Regions from separate parts of the Homo sapiens genome. Here region 1 is linked to region 2. A link is an interaction called in ENCODE POLR2A ChIA-PET data of the cell type or tissue named here. Cell type or tissue: Caco-2. All regions are shown on one strand. Each heading gives the region's core, and the rest is flanking DNA. Links, peaks and the distances in the headings are about the cores only.

Region 1 (2,850 bases), core at 1-2,500, 120 kb after region 2:
CTGAGCCCTGGAGCCCTGTTTTCCTTTTTCTTTTTTTTTCTTTTTCTTTTTTTTTTTTTTTGAGACGAAGTTTCACTCTTGTTGCCCAGGCTGGAGTGCAATGGCGCAATCTTTGCTCACCACAACCTCTGCCCGGGTTCAAGCGATTCTCCTGCCTCAGCCTCCCAAGTAGCTGGGATTACAGGCATGCACCACCACACTCAGCTAATTTTGTATTTTTAATAGAGGCAGGGTTTCTCCATGTTGGTCAGGCTGGTCTCTAACTCCTGACTCAGGTGATCCACCTGCCTTGGCCTCCCAAAGTGCTGGGATTACAGGTGTGAGCCACCGCACCTGGCAGCCTGTTTTTCTTAATCTGTGTCTCATCTGAATTTTGGATCTAATCGTGCTTCAAATTGCAAAGTCCATGTGGCAAAACCAACAATTGCCTGAAAGGATTTAGTAGATCTAGAAATGAAACTAGGAAGATTCTAAGTAAATTTCATTTTAGTTTCACTAATGGAATTTACTTCCCTTGCCTCCCACTGCTGGTTGGGATATAATGATAAATGTACATGACAAGCCTACCTGAGGATTAGAAAAATAGAATCTGTATTGTATATGTCAGAAATGCATTCAGCTCTAAATACAAGATGCTGAAACAGATGGGAGTAGATTTATCTTATACAAATAGAAAGTTGGGGTGAGCAGTCTAGGCCAGTGCATCAGGCTGTTCCATGTTTCTGCTCCATCATCTTAGCACGTAGACCCTTCTTCTCAGGCTTGTTGTCTCATGATCACAAGATGGCTGCCACACTTCCAGATCTTAAGTCTGTATTCCAGTCAGGAAAAAGTATGAAGAACAAAGCAGAGGGCAAAAGTCTTTCTTCTAGCAAACTGTCTTCTTATTCAACAAGGGAGTTGTCCAACCAGTTATTGGCCAGAACTATCAGAAGGTTGTGCCTGTCTGCAAGGGAGAATAACAAGGCATTAAATTAATTAGCTTAGGATAAGATGAGAAAGAACCCAGTAAAGAAATGGTCCAGCAGGATCTGTTTCCTTAAGTTATGTTCTCTAGTAACTTGCTTGGTTACTGGAATGATTTTCTGGGCTTGTCTGATGGTCCAGTGGCCCTCGGTGAGTCTTCATGGTGAGGTCTGTGTTTGCTTTAGCTTTCTTTTTTTTTTTTTTTTTTTTTTTTTTTGAGACAGAGTCTTGCTCTGTCGCCCAGGCTGGAGTGCAGTGGTGCAATCTCAGCTCACTGCAAGCTCTACCTCCCAGGTTCACACCATTCTCCTGGCTCAGCCTCCCGAGTAGCTGTGCCTACAGGCACCTGCCATCAAGCCTGGCTTTTTTTTTTTTTTTTAATTTTATTTTTAGTAGAGACAGGGTTTCACCATGTTAACCAGATGGTCTCGATCTCCTGACCTCAGGTGATCTGCCTGCCTTGGCCTCCCAAAGTGTTGGGATTACAGGCGTGAGCCACCACGCCCGGACTGCTTTAGCTTTCTATGGGAGCTGTCACTGAGGACTGTGAGGCACTGCAGTGTTAGAAGTGATCAAGCCACATTCATTTTAGCCACTGGAAAAAACAAGAAACAGAAAGAAACCAGTTTAACCATGCCTTTTATTTATTTATTTATTTTTATTTTTATTTTCATTTTTTGAGACAGTTTCACTCTTGTCGCCCAGGCTGGAGTGCAGTGGCGTAATCTTGGCTCACTGCAACCTCTGCCTCCTAGATTCAAGCGATTCTCCTGCCTCAGCCTCCCAAGTAGCTGGGATTACAGGCACCACTACCACGCCCAGCTACTTTTTCTATTTTTAGTACAGATGGGGTTTCATCATATTGGCTAGTCTGGTCTCAAACTCCTGACCTCGGGTGATCTCCCTGCCTCGGCCTCCCAAAGTACTGGGATTATGGGTGTGAGCCACCGCTCCTGACTACAGACCCCTTTTAGATACATCTGGATTCAGGCCTTTCCTCCATTCATACTCATTTGCAAGTCATCACTTGTATTTGCAGTTTTTATTTAAACTATAAAAATAGTATGCTAAAAAAGAACAAGATCATGTCTTTTGAGGAAGCAAGATCATGGGTGGAGCTGGAGGCCATTATCCTTAGCAAACTAATGCAGGAACAGAAAACCAAATACCACGTGTTCTCACTCATATGTGGGAGCTGAATGATGAGAACTCATGGACACAAAGAAGAGAACAACAGACACTGGGGTTCGCTTAAGGGAGGAGAGAGAGAGGAGCAGAAAAGATAACTACTGGGTACTGGGCTAAATACCTGGGTGATGAAATAATCTGTACAACAAATCCCCATGACATGAGTTTACGATTTGTTACCTATATAACAAACCTTCACATGTACTCCCAAACCTAAAAGTTTTTTTTTTTTTAAGTATGCTTGCTATTTTAAAAATATAAATTATGGTGTGGGGGTACACACCTGTAATCCCAGCTACTCAGGAGGCTGAGGCCAGAGAATCGCTTGAACCCAGGAGGTGGAGGATGCAGTGAGCCGAGATCATGCCATTGCACTCTAGCCTTGGTGACAGAGCAAGACTCTGAGACTCCATCTCAAAATAAATAAATATACTTTATTTATTTCATAAAATGAAAATATATAAAGAAAAGGCCGGGTGCAGTGGCTCACGCCTGTAATCCCAGCACTTTGGGAGGCCGAGGCAGGTGGATCACCTGAGATCAGGAGTTAGAGACCAGCCTGGCCAACATGGTGAAACCCCGTTTTTACTAAAAATACAAAAATTAGCCGGGCATGGTGGCGCATGCCTGTAGACCCAGCTACTTGGGAGGCTGAGGCAGGAGAATCGCTTGAACCTGGGAGGCAGATGTTGCAGT
Region 2 (2,909 bases), core at 245-2,744:
CTAGAATACTGGGCTAGAGTGTGCCTCCGTGGGGAGGGTGAGTCCCAGCCCAGGAGCAGCGGCCAGTGCCCTGCTCTACCCAGCCCAAGCACCATCCAGCACCACCAGGCTCCTTGTGTGGCACCCCAACCCATGTGTCCCAGCTCCCTCCACTGTCCCCCAGCACAGCATTCCATTGACCACCCCATGGGCCTTGGAGTACACACCTGGGCTGTGCTGGCTGCCTGGGGACAGAACTGGGGAAGGCCTGAGGGACAAAGATGCTGGTTCTAGTAGTCACATTTCCTTTTTTTTTTTTTTTTTTTTTTTTTTGAGACAGAGTCTCACTCTGTTGCCTAGGCTGGAGTGCAGTGGTGTAATCTTGGCTCACAGCAATCTCCGCCTCCCAGGTTCAAGCGATTCTCGTGCCTCAGCCTCCTGAGTAGCTGGGACTACAGGTGCACAACACCACACCCAGCTAATCTTTGTATTTTTTGGTAGAGATAGGATTTCGCCATGTTGGTCAGGCTGGTCTCGAACTCTTGACCTCAAATGATCCGCCTGCCTCAGCCTCACAAAGTTCTGGGATTACAGGCGTGAGCCACTGTGCCCGGCCAGTAGTCACATTTCCTTAGCTCTATGAGGAGGGGCAGAAGGGCAGGGTAGAGGCCCTTGCTGCCCAGTCTAAGGGAGTTTTCAATGAGAAACAGTCCATAAACAAGACAAATCAGTAAAATACGTGGTCTAGTAAAAGTGAAGCATGGAGGAAAATGGAGCTGGGATGGGGCCTAGGGAGGAAGGGCCTGGGGGTAGGGCTCAGTTCTAGGAGCCAGGGAAGGCACTGCTGGGAAGGTGGCATTTGGACAAAGACTGGAGGCTATCAGGGAGCAAGTATGCAGTGTCCTGTCTACATAAAAGGAATGGCAAGGGCTAAGGGTTTAGCAGGTTTCAGCAGGGTTTAGCAGGGAGGCCAGTGTGGCTGGAGCAGAGGGACGGGTTGAGATGGGTCGAGAGTGTGTGCAGAGATGAGGTTGGACAGGTAAGGAGCGGGGGGCCAAGGCGCCCAGTCCTGGGTGTCCTCCTTCACGCCTGGGCTGGAGGCTGAGTTCAGGGCAAGGCCCAGTCCCAGGAGCCCTGAAAAAGGCCTGACTCAGCTCCATCCCGGGGCTGGCAGAACCTGGTTCCTCCTCTGCTGTATCCTCAGTCCCTGAGGATGCGGCAGGGCCTGTCGGGGCCTGTGGGCAGCTGCAGAGCTGGCAGGCGGGAGCTAGGAGATTCCTCTCTCGGGGAACCGGGGAGCCTGTCTGAGAGCGCCCTGTAGTCTGGTAGGGCGGTGGCTAAGACAGCAGCCCCTAAAGGCTGCAGATGTGGGAGTGACTCACCACCCTGGCCTCTCAGTGGGCTGAAAGGAGACCCCTAGGAGGCGATGGTGGAAAAGCACTCAGTGTTTAGCGCTGAGCCTGCAGTGCAGTTGGGGATCGCCAGGTGGTCACTGCCAGCCTTGTCCTCGCTTGGTATTAGGCCCTCTCCAAGTTAGAGGTGGGGTGGGAAGCCACCCCTGCATTCCCTGTACCCACTGCCCAGCAAGCGGCAGGGGTGTGGCGGGCCGGGGAGGAATCTGAGAGGGGCGGGGCGGGTCAGGAATGCCTGGGCTCCGTTCCAACTTCTGTCCCCACTGTTGTCCATCCGGTAAACCACGGCCAGCCCACAGCTGACAGGGCAGGGCGCTGAGACCTCTGTGTGTCCTCCAGGAACCTGACGACCCAGGCACTCCAGGAAGACGATGCCCACTAATTACAAGAATGATAGACTGGGCGCAGTGACTCAAGACTGTAATCTCAGCAGTTTGGGAGGCCGAGGCGGGCCGGTCACTTGAGGCCAGGAGTTCAAAACCAGCCTGGCCAACAAGGTGAAAACCCATGTCTACTAAAAATACAAAAGATAGTGGGGCATGGTAGAGGGCGCCTGTAACCCTAGCTACTCCGGAGGCTGAAGCAGGAGAATCCTTGAACCTGGGAGGTGGAGGTTGCAGCAAGTCGAGATCCCACCACTGCAGTCCAGCCTGGGTGACGAGCAAAATTCCATCTCAAAAAAAAAAAAAAGATAATTAGTAGGACTTGAACAAATTAAGCAGTTACCATGTGCCAGGTAAAACGCTGAAGTTTCACTCCAAATCAAACCACGTTTCCTCAGAGCCTCTGCACTTGCTGTGCCCTCTGCCTGGCATGCCATTCCCCTAGATTTCTCTCGGCTCCCTCACGTCCTTCAGGCATCACCCACATGTCAGCCTGTCAGAGATGCCAGCCCTGAAGGGGACTGCATCCTCCTTAGAATTGCAGCCCTGCACCCCCCAATGCTTTATCTTTTCTGTCTTTCTTTCTTTTCTTTTCTTTCTTTCTTTTTCTTTTTTTTTTTCTTTTTTTTGAGACCGAGTCTCGCTCTGTCGCCCAGGCTGGAGTACAGCGGCATGATCTCAGCTCACTGAAACCTCCACCTCCCGGGTTCAGGCGATTCTCCTGCCTCAGCCTCCTGAGTAGCTGGGATTACAGGCACCTGCCACCACACCTGGCTAATTTTTGTATTTTAGTAGAGACGGGGTTTTACCATGTTGGTTAGGCTGATCTCAATCTCCTGACCTCAGGTGATCCACCCACCTCGGCCTCCCAAAGTGCTGGGATTACAGGTGTGAGCTACCATGCTGGCAGATTTTTGTATTTTTTAATTAGGTACTGGGTTTCACTATGTTGACCAGACTGGTCTCAAACTCCTGAACTCAGGTGATCTGCCCACCTCAGCCTCCCAAAGTGCTGGGAGTACAGGTGTGAGCCACTGCACCCAGCCTATTTGTTGTTTTTCTGGGACAAGGTCTCACTCCATCTACTAGGCTGAGTGCAGTGGTATAATCACAGTTCACTGCAGCCTTGACCTCC

What was found. Peaks named below come from ENCODE experiments on the same cell type or tissue, not always from the same donor. Only the 100,000 strongest peaks of a DNase experiment are listed, where the experiment ranks them.
Region 1: POLR2A ChIA-PET joins it to region 2 with 6 read pairs; 8 of 35 experiments call an interaction of 5 or more read pairs at or near these places.

The regions. Positions count from the first base shown.
Region 1 is chr16:68,829,914-68,832,763 of GRCh38, forward strand. All of the region lies in intron 15 of CDH1 (cadherin 1), which reads left to right. Among named protein-coding and RNA genes, the nearest start is that of TANGO6, 12 kb to the right of the region's middle. In Caco-2, for the core only: no CTCF peak of the experiment used is centred there; no DNase peak of the experiment used is centred there.
Region 2 is chr16:68,706,259-68,709,167 of GRCh38, forward strand. It overlaps a transcript of CDH3 not described here. Among named protein-coding and RNA genes, the nearest start is that of CDH1, 30 kb to the right of the region's middle. RefSeq lists enhancers at 774-1,331, 1,536-1,680, a silencer at 1,168-1,462 and a cis regulatory region at 1,608. In Caco-2, for the core only: no CTCF peak of the experiment used is centred there; DNase peaks (open chromatin) are centred at 1,170 and 1,613.